2 separate regions of the Mus musculus genome follow, and region 1 is linked to region 2. Evidence: chromatin contacts called from ENCODE Hi-C data. All regions are on one chromosome and are shown on one strand. Each heading gives the region's core, a stretch centred on a gene start or an enhancer-like site at or near the end of the contact. The rest is flanking DNA. Distances are from core to core; before and after follow the strand shown. Region 1 holds the start of Lsm6 (LSM6 homolog, U6 small nuclear RNA and mRNA degradation associated). Region 2 holds the start of Tmem184c (transmembrane protein 184C).

Region 1 (6,997 bases), core at 1,792-4,291, 1.2 Mb before region 2:
TCAATTCCCAGCAACCACATGGTGGCCCACAAGTTTCTGTAAGAGGATCTAACGCTCTCTTCTGGTGTGTCTAAAGAGATAGAGAATGTACTCACATACACAAAATAAATAACTCTTTAAATGTGTGTGTGTGTGTGTGTGTGTGTGTTCCAAGAAATGACACTGAACATTGCCCTCTGGCATATATATGTGCACCTCTAACTTGACAATAAGTCAAAAATAGACCAAAGACCGGAGCAGATGCATGACAAGAGAAGACATCCATCTGTCACCACACATAAGGAGGTATGCCCCACCCACATCACATGTCAGTAAGAAACTGTAAGTTAGGACAGCAATAAGATTCTCTAGTATGCTCCTCAGAGTGGCCCAGATCTGAAACACCGGGGACGTGAGGTACTATTAAGGATGAGGAGCAGCAGAGGGCACAGCTCCATGCTGGGGGCCTGGGAAAGGGAGAGATGCGCTCAAGACAGGGCAGCAGTCCTTGCAGATCTAAACACCTACTGTATGACCCAGCACCCGTTCCTTAACGTTTGCCCAAATGGCTTAAAACTTAACTACAGGACTGGGGAGGGAAACTCAGAGATTCAGAGTGCTTGTGACTCTTCCAGAAGACCAAAGATCTATTCCTAGCACCCCAATCACCTACAACTCCAGCTTGAGGGGACCCATCGCTTTCTTCTTGCACAGGCACCCACATGCAGGTGCACATGTGTAGGGGAAGCAGTTATTCCCATAAAGTAAAAAAAAAATCTTTTAAAATTAAAGATTCAAAACCTAATTCCGCACAAACACCTACGTAGGGATATTTATAACACCCTTTTGGTAACTGCCATAGCTCGGACACAACCAAGCTGACCCTTAGTGAGTGAGTGAAAGCCACTGTGCTGGATCTGAGCAGATTGTTTACTACTCAACACTTAAAGGACACGACTTATGAAGGCCTGGAGGGACCCAAGCCGATCTGAAAAGGCTTGGTCACAGGGTGACAAGTCAGTGACACTATGAAGGACAAAATCACCGTGAAAGGAAAGTAACACGTGACTGGCATGGCCGAGAGGAAGGCTGAAGCCCAGAGGGTGTTCCCTATAATGTTATAAATGAGTATCTTTATGTTATAAATGTGGACACATACATTATGCATGTGCCAAAACCCATACAGAATATATCAGTGTACAACCCTAACCTCTGTATAATAATTCAGGCATATTAATCCAGCACTGAGCTAAGTAAACTGAGCTAAGCTTTTCTGAATTATTTTTATGATGTTAAAAAGTCTCCCTAATAAATTAACGTTATGTGCAGGATTTTAAAGACTGGCTTTTCAACAGGAATCTGGAAGAAGTTTTGCACACATTTTTTTTTCTTGTAAATACGTAAAAGATGCCGGCAAGTGCACACACGGAATGTGGGAAGCTGTCTGGTGTTTTGGTAAAGGCCAGTTCTAAGCTGCTGAGGGGTTTCTCAGGATAACCACAGATTTATACATTTGTTGGTCCAACCAATTGTTGCCTTGTGACTTTATAGACTTGTGCCCTCGAAGACAGTGGCAACTATTCTGCAGATGAACCAGGCCCCCAAAACTCTTCTCACCGCCTGTTCACCAGCCAGACTCGGTGACTGCATCACAGCTCTGTGCTAACGTGAGAGCAGCTATGCTTATATCTATGTCTACCTACCTATTTCATCTCTCTATATAATACGCATATCATAATTACAGTCAGTAAGAAATGTAGTATGTAGCACAATTTGATTTTTCTTTCTTTTTTCTTTTTTTAGACAAGGTCTCAAATAGCCCAGGCTGGTCTCAAACTCATTCTGTAGCTGAGGATGATCTTGAATTTCTGATTTTCCTGCACGCATGCCTGGGTGCTAGGATTACAGGTGTGAGCGCCACTATGCCACTACCGCTGTGGTGCCAGAGATGTTCATGCACACTAGATATGCTACCACTGTGCTAAATCCTCAGCCCCCAATTTGACCTATAAAGCAGTTTTTATTTTAGGGACAAGGCATAGCGTGCTCCTTCTTTGATTTAAATGTGACTTTACCTGTGTTCCTAATTTTATATTTCAAGAGCCTAAAATGCTGTTTGATCAATGTCTGTAATTATTTGGTCTTGACATCAACTGGAATTTTACAGACAGACAGAAGGATGTTCCTGTTCTTTTCCAAATTCCACCCAGTTGTTCACTGTCTGGGGTATCAACCAAAGGCAGGTAGATCACTGTCCAGGATATCAATCAAAGGCACGTAGAAAAGGAGGAATCCACTTTGTGTTTCAGAAAACAATTCTGCATCTTAGATCCTGTAACACTTATCAGGGTTATGTAGCTGTTGTTTGAAGGTATTATAACTTTGTTGAATGTTAAACAACAGAAACAGAATTAAAATTTAAAATATAAATATAAAATATAAGTTAAAATATAAAGAGATCGTGGGGGTAGAAGAAATTGTCTTCCTGTGACTTTTTTTCTTCCATAAATAAAAAGCATGCATTAAGAATTCATGAAGTATCCCTAACCAAGTTCCCATACACTACTTAAATAGTATCTGCATGCAGTTTCCAATTAAACTAATTTGTAACGTTTTCTAATTGATGCCGTTATAATTCAGAGTTGCTTGAATTATTTTTTTGTTTCAGCATTCCCATGGAAACAATCTCTTCATACATTTAATTTATATGCAGAAGTTAGTTTGAGGGTTTGAGGCTTTTAACTTGTATTTGTTTTAAATTATTTAAGGCTATTTCGGGGTGCTCAACAGCCATCGTTTTAACTGTAAGTTTCCGTTTCTTAATATTTTAAGGTTCTTTACTGTAAACACACACACACAAGATCACTTCTAGCTCTTGGTTGGTTGTTTTGCTTTCGTATTCTATTTTCTGGCAAAAGAGAGAATATCAGAATATCGGACCTTTACTTCAAGCCCTGGCTGGGTGCCGACGGTACCATTAAACAAACCCGGTCTTGGAAGCCAGCTCACTAACGCGTTCTGACTGTTTTTGATCCCCGCGGGTCGCCATAGGCAAGGAGGACGCTGATTGGGTGAGATGGGAAAGCCGCTGCCGGGGGCGGTTTCGGTTTTCGGCGCGCGCGTCCGCGGAAGCCCGGCCTGTGAGCGTTCTGGATCCGGCTGCAAGGTGAGCCCGCGGCCTGGGAGGAATGAATGGGTGCGGGCAGGCACTCCGGGTGGGAGCGGCTGGCGTAGGCCGCGGATGGTCCGGGCTGGCGGGGAGCGGCTCGAGCCGGGCCTGCGTCCCAGGAGATGCTCGCTGGTCTGGGCCACGCGGGCTCGCGGTGCCGGGCGCGCTCCCGTGGCGCGCGCGCTTCGCGCCGATTGGGGTGAGCGCCCAGGGTTACGGTGGCGCGCGACTTCGGCGCCCTCCTCCACCCGCGAGCCCTGCGCGACGGAAAGTAAATACAGACGAGCGGAGGAAATGGTCCTTGCTGACGGCCTCGGCACACCAACTCCCTTTCTCTTGTGTGGGCCTGTTTCTGTTTCAGCTAAGACCACCAAGTTTTTTAACCACACACCAGTATTTAGTTTTATACTTACATTAAAATGAGACAAGTTGTGATTTTAAAATTCATTGATCTCGTTTGGGCCCCCTGTTTTATTGTGTGGATCTCATAAATTATTCAGCTGTTTCCCAGGCTGACGTCTTTGGGTGTGAGTTTTTTGCTTCATTTTCGCATCCCGAACGATATCGTGATGCCTTAACTTCTATTCCTCAAATTTTCAATTACTAGCATAGATGGTTCTTGCACATTGCGAGACTGGTTTTTCTTAAAGTGTTAGTAATTTATTTGGCTCTTCAAAACCGTGAAAGGGCCTACTGTGGTTCTAAAGTAGCAAAGCACAGCCTCACTTTGGAATTACTATTGGGAGTTTGAACTTGCAGGCTGTGACTGTGTGTGTGTGTGTGAGAGAGAGAGAGAGAGAGAGAGAGAGAGAGAGAGAGAGATAGAGAGACAGACAGACAGACAGACAGACAGAGACAGACAGAGAGACAGACTGACTGACTGACTGCACATGTTAATCAGATGCTGGAACAGGAAGAGACAGCCAGTACCCATCTAGCCTAACTTCCTTATTTTGCAGATGAGCCTGGGGCCGTGACAGGTGAAATGGTGATGAGTTACGCAAGCTGCACAGATAATTAAGTAGCAGAGATTAGAACTCAGGTTTCCTGCCTCCCAAGTGAGTACCCCTAACGACTGCAGCAGCTCTTCTCTCACTGAAGGGTGGCCTACTAGATAATAGAACTTCTTTAAAGAAAGTTTTGTTTTGTTTTTAACTCCCTGGCTTATTTTCTACTTTTGGATTGAGGGACTGGAAAATAGAAAAGTTACATTTTTGTGTTCAGCACTAGAAATTTATTTATTTTTTTGAAGGTCAACCCTTTCAAGACTTTGACGATTGCTTCCAGCTTCCCCGTGTTGGGATCAGATACTTCTGATAAGTGCTACTGTTATCCCTCCCAGTACCGAAAAGTGCATGGACGTTCAGGTTTCCTCTGTGTTTACATATAAACTGTGCAGTCTTCCTGTGCCCTTCACATCATCTCTAGATTACTCACAACGTGCCATTTAATGTCACTGGTTGCAGTAGAGTATTGCTTAGGGAGTACAGCAAGGGGAAAGTCTGTGTCTGGGTAGCAGAGAGACCGCTGGACAAGTAATTACAGCTTCATTTTACCAGGTGAGGCAAGGTTGGCTGGATCCGTAAACACTTTAAACCCACAGACACAGAGGGGCTTGCCTACTCAGCATCTGGTTCTCACGCCAAGGCTCGCCTTTCCTAAAATCCCGTGGTGTTTAAGCCAGAAAACCGAGAGAGAGGGAACGAGGTGGTGGCTAGGGCTCCCTGGCAGCATTTCTGTCAGCTGACGTGTTGAACCACTCCCACCACTCAGTCCTTCGTTGTAGAGTGCTGTCCTCTGAGCCAGCAGTTCCCACCCCAAGGTCACAGCCCCTTTGGGGGTGTCTGGCGACCCTTCCTCGGGAATTGCATGTGCATATCAGAGATTTACATTACAAATCATAACAGTAGCAATAAAATTAACCTTATGGTTGGGCTCACTATACCATGAGGAACTGTGTTAAGGGCTCACACATTAGGGAGGTTGAGAACCACTGCTGTACACTGTAGAGTCTTGAGGGACATCCCTGACCTCTGTAAACTAGATCCTAGTTACCACTCTCCTGTAGTGACAGTACAGACTGTAGACATTTTCAAATGTCCCCAGGGTGAGGCACAAAAGTCACCTCTGGTTGAGAGCAGCTTGCTTTTAGGAGTTAGCCTAAGTAACCCAATTGTCAGGGCACTCATGGCCAAACCTGGACACCTCGCAAGGGTGACCTCTGACATCATATGCACGCTGGAGCAGCTGCTTCTGCCCCGCCCCACTACATAAGACAAACGAGAAAAACATGCAGTAAGAAGCAAACACTGAGTAAGTGTCAGAAATCTGTATGTGACCAGGCTTCTTCCTAGGCTTGGCTCTGACCACCAAGCATTTCTGTTTTCCTTTCTTTTAGTATTTAATGGTTGTTAGAAAAGAATTGCAGGCTCGTAGCTGTTGAAGTGCGTGCATGATGCTTTAGTAGCCATGCCTGTTTAGTAGCTATGGTTGTAGACGGGTAAGGGAGGGATTGGACTTTCTGATACCATCTTTGAATGCCTCTTCCACACACAGTCTGTTCAGGTGCCAAGACTACTAGAGAAGTGAGATTTTTCTTGTCCTCTTGAATTTTTAAAGTCTCTTTGGAGACTGAGTCTAACATGGCTAATATATATCACTGGGTGAATACAGTTTGATACACACACTGCATGTGCCCTTCCCTTTACTTCATTGTTTAACTATGAAAAAAGTTGCTGTAGAGCAAATATTCTCTTACTAGACCTCTTAGTGGCTTCTCTCAGGAAATAGAGTGCCATGACCATGCACTTATGAAAATAGGTTACTTACACGGGCCTGCATAGGAGGCAGGAGAGGGTGATGCTGCAGCCGTAGACATGAGTGTATCTAATTTTGAAGGAAGAACTTTTGCCAAGGTGACCCTGGCAGAAGGAACTCTTTTTCTTGTGTTTATGGTTCAAGAGTCTTATCTCTTGCTTCAGAAATTGTCAGAACTATTCCTTCTGCCTTATCCAATTTAAAAGATGAAAACTTAAAATTACTTGAGCCAAGTGATGGAAAAAATTGTGGTGTCAAGACCAATTTACTTGTACAAAATGGATTTATGGGCAAGTCATTAAGTAACAGGGTGTACCAAGGAAGCCTAATGAAGACTAATGCAAAGGGTCTGGCTTCCTGTGTGATGAATAAATCGAGTTTGAGTCAACCATACTTGTTCCATATAACTTCAAAAGCATCCTTTCAAACCACCGAGCAGAAAGTACGCTAGAGAACAAATGAGGGGTTTGCGTCCAGCTCCTCCTCTCATGTGGCCTGAAGTCTTCTGAGCAAAGCGCCTATCTTCCTATACAGTGTAGATTGTGGACACACAGGGAAGCAGGAGTCCAGAGCTATTGCTGTGGCTCTGCCACCTAAATAGGAAGCAGAACCAAGAAGATTGCTGCGTAGGGTTTTCCTGTGCCCTCCTACCATGGTATCCAGCTAGCTAATATCGGATAATTGACCCTGGGGAGGCTAACCCAGAAATCTTGGTCTCTCACCCAGGGGCGAAAGTGGCCCTGCACTCCTACAGCCACCTGTCTCCTTTTGCAGGGTAGATTGTACTTTCAAAGCCAGAGACTCAGTGCCCTTGCTAAATAAGGCTGGTGGCCTATGTCCAACTTGGCTCAAGGGTTCAGAAACCCTCCTCTGATGTGCCATGTCTGGGCTCAGTCTTGTCTTGGTAGCCCTCTGTACATAATTCCATCCCAGTCATGCAGCCTTTGTGAGATATGTCGATACTGGTGTGTTTCTCTCTCTGGAGAGGAAGTGCCAGGGACCCAAACCACGTCTTCCCTGCAATGGAGGCTT
Region 2 (6,261 bases), core at 219-2,718:
GCAGAAATAGATTTCAGAAATTGTGTAAAAAATTGGCTTCCTATGAGAAGGAATGGAGAAGATGGCTATCAGAAGCAGTAAGAGTGTGGCTGGACACACAGAAACAAGTCCTGTTAGACAGCCTATCCAAAAAGACTGCCATTTGCCAAGAAATAAGTAGTGGTGATAAGCTGTAAAGCAAGAGTTTTCCCTAATTTTCTGAACTTCAACAGTATACCAAGATTTCATTAATGGTTAGGAATTTCCTTAAAACCAACTATTTTAACTTATAGTGTAGACCAAACTAAAGTCCTACAGCCCCTTTAAGGAAATGTGCAAAATGGAGATCACAGGAGAAAGACTGCAGAAGTCAGACTCCAGGCTCTGGTAACTGAGGAATGTGATTTCATCTGTATACTTTGAGACTCTGGTCCATGACATTTTGTCCAGATGGCTAATAGGCAGAAGTCCCCTGGTTGCAGGTGATGGCAAATATTTAAACATCAAGCAGAGTCCAAAGTCAGAGAAAACAGCTCTATTACTTAATAGGTACTATTAATCACTTGACACTTTTCTCATCTGTGAAACAGAAAACTACCCATCGCTACTCGGTACTTTTATGCAGATCAACTCATACAAAATGGGTAGAGAAGTTAGTGTTTGATTTCAGAAAATGACAATATATGCAGTGTTCAGTGTCTAGTCGGGACTCAGATGTTTGCTTGTTCCCTTGATTTAGAAAGAATTTAAGATCCCATGTGTCATTGATCTGTAAAGCTATACAGCTAAAAGCTTTAGGTGTATAGAACAGATGTCAGAATACCAACCTTTTAAATCTTAAATAAGATTTTGTTTTTTTTTTAACTCAAGTTTGAAACGTGAACATTTCATATTGGCGGTTACTTTCAAAAAAGCTATTCTTAGAATGATTCTTCTGCCGGGTCTAGAAATTATGCAGACAAATTCCTCCTTAGGACCCTAAACTCTAGCAACTGACTGAAATCTAACCTATTCTGTCTTATTCCAGCGGGCTTCCCATTCCACCCCTAAAGACAACTGGGAAGCCTTCTGAGAAAAATAAAGCTATTTCAAGTTCCACTCCACAGTGACTGCCCCTCACTATGACTTTTCTTTAGATGGAGTAAAGTCTCAGGAATGTAGCGGGTGTTTCTGAAACGTCCCCAGTTCCTACAACTTTCGGAGCCCTTTTAGGGAACCACTTAGACTAGGTAAATTAGAGATGCCAGAAATCCGCCGCTACTCTCCTTCCTGCCCTTGCCACGCCCTCTCGGTAACCTAGGTTACAGCCACGCCCTCCTCCGTAACTGACCAATCACAATGCTTTGCGTTGCGGGACAAGGTTTAGCTCAGCTTGAAACTCAGAGCAAATCATTTGCTGCAAGCATCTGATCGGAAACGGAAGTGGAATAGTCGGCGGAAGATGAGTTCTGAAGATGAGTACTGTAGAGGTTCCAAAGCCGTGAGTGAGGAAGTTCTGGGCCGGGTCTTCCGGGGGCGGAGACTAGCCTGCCAGAGCTGGACTAGGGAGAGGGCTGGTAGGGTACCAGATGCAGGTCAGACCCCGAGTGCCTAGAATCCCTAGTTTACCCTGATAGTCCTCGGGGTCACGATGCAGCGGAGACTCTGGGTGACCTCCAGGTGAGGCGGAGGCGACGCCGCGGCGGCACTGAGTCCATGCGGGTTGGCCGGCGAGGATGCAGCCTGCACCTGCGAGCATCCCGAGCGGCCACCGCTGCAGCAGCCGCAAACACAGAGCGACCCGAGAACGCGGCGCCAGCGGCTAGTAAATCTTTTCCTATAGGGCGCCAGCGGAGAAGACAACCGAAAAAGCGAACTTGCCAAATTCTTGGTTTGGTTCGATTATTCAGCTACTCAAAGAGAATCTGTTACAGAACATGCCTTGCGCATGTAATCGGAGTAACTGGAGGAGATGGATCCGACCCCTGTTGGTACTTTTTTACGCAACAACCATCCTGGTCGCGGTTCCGATATGCATTTGGAAGTTTCAAAAAATGAAGGTAAGAGGGTCCTGCACCTCTACCCTTTCTTCCGCTGGTTGACAGAGTTCCTTTGTCTGCCTTCTAATGCTTGAGGTCTGAAAAACATTTCGTCTGTGGACATTAAACCAACCTGACTGGTTTTATTTAGCCGCTACAACTGGAGGTAGGTCCGGGTCGAGAAACAAATAGTTAAAGCACCTACTTACAATGGGCGCTTTCCCAATATTCATCAGTCCCAGAAAGAACTTTATTCTTGAAATCAGATCTGCTATGCAGGTACTAGGGCTTGACCAGACCAAATAAACCATCTTAAAAACTATGTTCTGGATTTTATAGGCTTTTAGCCGGTTTTCTGGAACCAAAGGATTCTTGTTAAATTGACTTTGCTAATTAACTTTACGTTTGAAGTTACAAGTTTTCTTTGTTTCTTTCCTTAAAATCTCCTGTAAACCAGGCTGTTCTGGATTTTGCTTTGTAGACTAGGATGATCCTCCTGCATCCAAACTTCCCAGTGCTTGGATTACCGGTGTATCCATCATTCTGTTTACTCAATGCAGGGATTGAACCCAGGGCTTTGTTTATTTGAGGCAAGCACTCTACCATCTGAGCTTCATCCCCAGACCTGAAGTTACTCCTTAACCAAAGCAAAAATTTTACAAACATCCCCTGTGTGTTCCTTTATATTTAAAAAAAAAAAAAGGTGTATTTGTTGGTGTGTTCGTGGGATGGTCCAGTTGTGGAGGTCTGAAGGTGGACAACTTGGAGCAGTTGGCTCTGCTCTCTCATCATAATGAGTGCTGAGGACTGAGCTGAATCTATCAGGGTTGGAGACAGGCACCTACCAGCTGAGACATCTCTCTGGCCCTCTTTGTTGATGTCATGTTGTGACATTAGTAAAGTATTACAAGCTGGATAGCTAACCTATGTCTATAGTATATCTATAAAGTGAAAACTTAGAATTAATAACCAAAAAGTACTTTTATTAAGAAACAGTTATTTTGGAAGAGTTATGGCAGACCAGGTAGATGCATACAACCCACCCCCCTTTGATTATGGAAAATATTTTAATCAGTGTGTCTAAACATATTCATAGGATCTTTTTGTTCACTAAATCTTGTTGGCTTTTCTAATTATAGTTCATATAGGTGTTTAAGGGTATTAAATATGACATTAAATATTTCTCATTTGTTATGTTTTTAGGCAATTTGAGATTTGTCCACCCAAATTTAGGTCTAGCAATCTTAATTTAAATGTAATTTCCTCACTTAGTATTCCTTGGAATACAGTATAGAAAGGGAAATGAAATGTACACAAGCATGGCCGCCTGAGCCTCATCTCTGTAACCCTCTCGAATGGTGTTTATGGCAAGATGGAAGATGGAAACAGACTTGCCTAGAAGCTCGACAGCCAGCCAGCCGAAATAAGAGACCCTGCCTCAAGGTGGAAGAAGAGCTGACTCCCCAGTGTTGTCCTCTGACTTCCACACCTGCACACCAACACTCACACACATAAAAGCACACGTTTAATACATATGTGTGTATGTGTGTGTGTGTGTTATATCAATCATAAACAGTGCTTCAACAGGAATTCATGTTTTACAGTCAGAAAACTATTTTGGAGTCGAATATCATGGGCGTGAGTGTGATTTCGGGTTGCAGATGGCCATGCTCTTGCTGAATCCTCACATGGCTCAAGCACCTCTTTTTGAGGTCATCCTCCCTGAGACTATGACCTCATTTCACCTACATCCCTTCCTGTCAGCCTTATCTCCAAGTATGGCCACTTGCACTAGGTGTTGTTTCAACAAATGAATGAGGCGAGGCCAGCCCAGTTCCTAGTGGTCAGACTTTACACATTGTCCACAGTTAAAAGAATGCTTGAGATTAAGTACAGACAGAAGGACCCGGCACCAGTGTTTCACAGGGATTTACAGAGAGGGTTTCTTTTTTTTTTTTTTTTTTTTTTTCCATTTTTTATTAGGTATTTAGCTCATTTACATTTCCAATGCTATACCAAAAGTCCCCCTTACCCACCCACCCCCACTCCCCTACCCACCCACTCCCCCCCTTTGGCCCTGGCGTTCCCCTGTACCGGGGCACACAAAGTCTGCGTGTCCAATGGGCCTCTCTTTCCAGTGATGGCCGACTAGGCCATCTTTTGATACATATGCAGCTAGAGTCAAGAGCTCAGGGGTACTGGTTAGTTCATAATGTTGTTCCACCTATAGGGTTGAAGATCCCTTTAGCTCCTTGGGTACTTTCTCTAGCTCCTCCATTGGGAGCCCTGTGATCCATCCATTAGCTGACTGTGAGCATCCACTTCTGTGTTTGCTAGGCCCCGGCATAGTCTCACAAGAGACAGCTACATCTGGGTCCTTTCAGTAAAATCTTGCTAGTGTATGCAATGGTGTCAGCATTTGGAAGCTGATTATGGGGTGGATCCCTGGATATGGCAGTCTCTACATGGTCCATCCTTTCATCTCAGCTCCATACTTTGTTTCTGTAACTCCTTCCATGGGTGTTTTGTTCCCACTTCTAAGGAGGGGCATAGTGTCCACACTTCAGTCTTCATTTTTCTTGAGTTTCATGTGTTTAGGAAATTGTATCTTATATCGTGGGTATCCTAGGTTTTGGGCTAGTATCCACTTATCAGTGAGTACATATTGTGTGAGTTCCTTTGTGATTGTGTTACCTCACTCAGGATGATGCTCTCCAGGTCAGTTGGGGCTTCTTCTGGATATATGCCCAGGAGAACAGAGAGGGTTTCAAGGGGGACGTTTGAAGTGTCCACACTTGCCACCCTGTCTGTCACTTCTCACAATAGGAAGGCAATTGGGGGCTCAGTAATTCCACTGCACTTGGAAGGGCCAAAGCCAGAACTAAATTGTTTAAGTAGGAATGTATGGTAGAAACATAGACTCGGGAGAATAAATGGGTTTTGAAGATTTTTGACTCTAAAGGAGACTGAGAGGACATAGGCAGAGAGGGGCGAGAGTGAGGGAGCTTTGGAGTTGTGTGGTTGATTTTTAAAGTTAGTCATTAGCTAGAGCATATCCCCAAGATAGCTTTAGTTTTTTATGTAATTATAAAGTTATTTAATCCTCTTAGAATATAGAAAAGTGTCCCTTTTTACTGATGAGAACACTGAGGTGGAGGCAAGTCCCCAAGTGACACTGTGCTAAGGGCTCGTGCCTGTAAGAGAGACCGGAAACTTCCTTCCTAATGGTACTCTGCAGACACTTCGGCTTCATGCGTGGTCATCACTCAGGCCTTCACATATAACAGCAAGCGAGAGTCAATAGAGAGAGTAAATGACAAGCTAGGAGTGGGTAAAGAACTTGTGTGTGTGTGTGTGTGTGTGTGTGTGTGTGTGTGTGTTTGTCTGAGGAGGGTTGTTTTGTGTGACAGGGTCTCAATATGCAGCTCTGGCTGTCCCAGAGCTCACAGCGCCATCTGCCTCTGCCTCCAAGGAACCCAGAACCCACTTCTGACGTCAGCAGATACCCGCACTCACACATGCATATATGCATCTAATTGTTTAAAAGGAAATCTTTTCTTAAATGTTACTAATTATTTGGGAAATAACAAGACAGTATAACTAACCAAATGAAAATTTAAGAAGTACAAATATTAATCTTTATAATTTTATTATCAGAATGTGAACAAATGTGGGTTCGGTTTTTTGTTTATTTTTGTTTTTTAAGGTTGGAATGCACACGAAATCCTGGTTTATAGCTGGAATATTTCTGCTGCTAACCATACCCGTGTCATTGTGGGGAATCCTTCAACATCTGGTACATTACACTCAACCTGAACTTCAAAAGCCCATAATAAGGTCAGCTCTTAATATATTTGCTATTACTGATATTGACTGACTTAATTCTTAAACATTAAATTTTCTTTATGTTTTACTTTCCATAGGATCCTATGGATGGTCCCAATATACAGTGTGGATAGTGTATGTATATTTTATTATATTTCATTAAGAACTTTATAACATTTAACTATGCCTTCTAGAGAATGCTGAATAAGGTAATGTGCACACAATATTGGCAAAGAGAGATTAATAGTGAATTTTTTCACTATTTTATTTGGGGTTTTTTGGTGTGTTTTCAAAACAGGGTTTTGTGTAGCCCTGGCTGTCCTGGAACTCACTCTGTATAACAGGCTGGCTTGGAGATCCACCTGCCTCTGCCTCCTGAGTGCTGGGATTAAAGGCACATATCACATCATCTGGCTGAAGACATTTTGTATATCTAATT

What was found. Hi-C counts contacts between places; a loop is a spot of excess contacts on that map.
Region 1: a loop to region 2 is called in a map of regulatory T cell, with 4 times the contacts of the local background. The contact joins the promoter of Lsm6 here to the promoter of Tmem184c in region 2. A Hi-C loop is called at or near these places in 2 of 37 maps with a recorded cell type or tissue (T-helper 1 cell and regulatory T cell).

What each region holds. Positions count from the first base shown.
Region 1 is chr8:78,817,196-78,824,192 of GRCm38, reverse strand. Lsm6 (LSM6 homolog, U6 small nuclear RNA and mRNA degradation associated) reads left to right here and starts at 3,041. Exons shown (of 5, transcript NM_001191004.1): 1 at 3,041-3,145; 2 at 4,108-4,206.
Region 2 is chr8:77,605,860-77,612,120 of GRCm38, reverse strand. It overlaps Tmem184c (transmembrane protein 184C), which reads left to right and starts at 1,468. Exons shown (of 10, transcript NM_145599.4): 1 at 1,468-2,018; 2 at 5,704-5,834; 3 at 5,921-5,957. The coding sequence starts at 1,896. It overlaps Gm39200 (a long non-coding RNA gene), which reads right to left and starts at 40. Exons shown (of 3, transcript XR_878939.2): 1 at 1-40.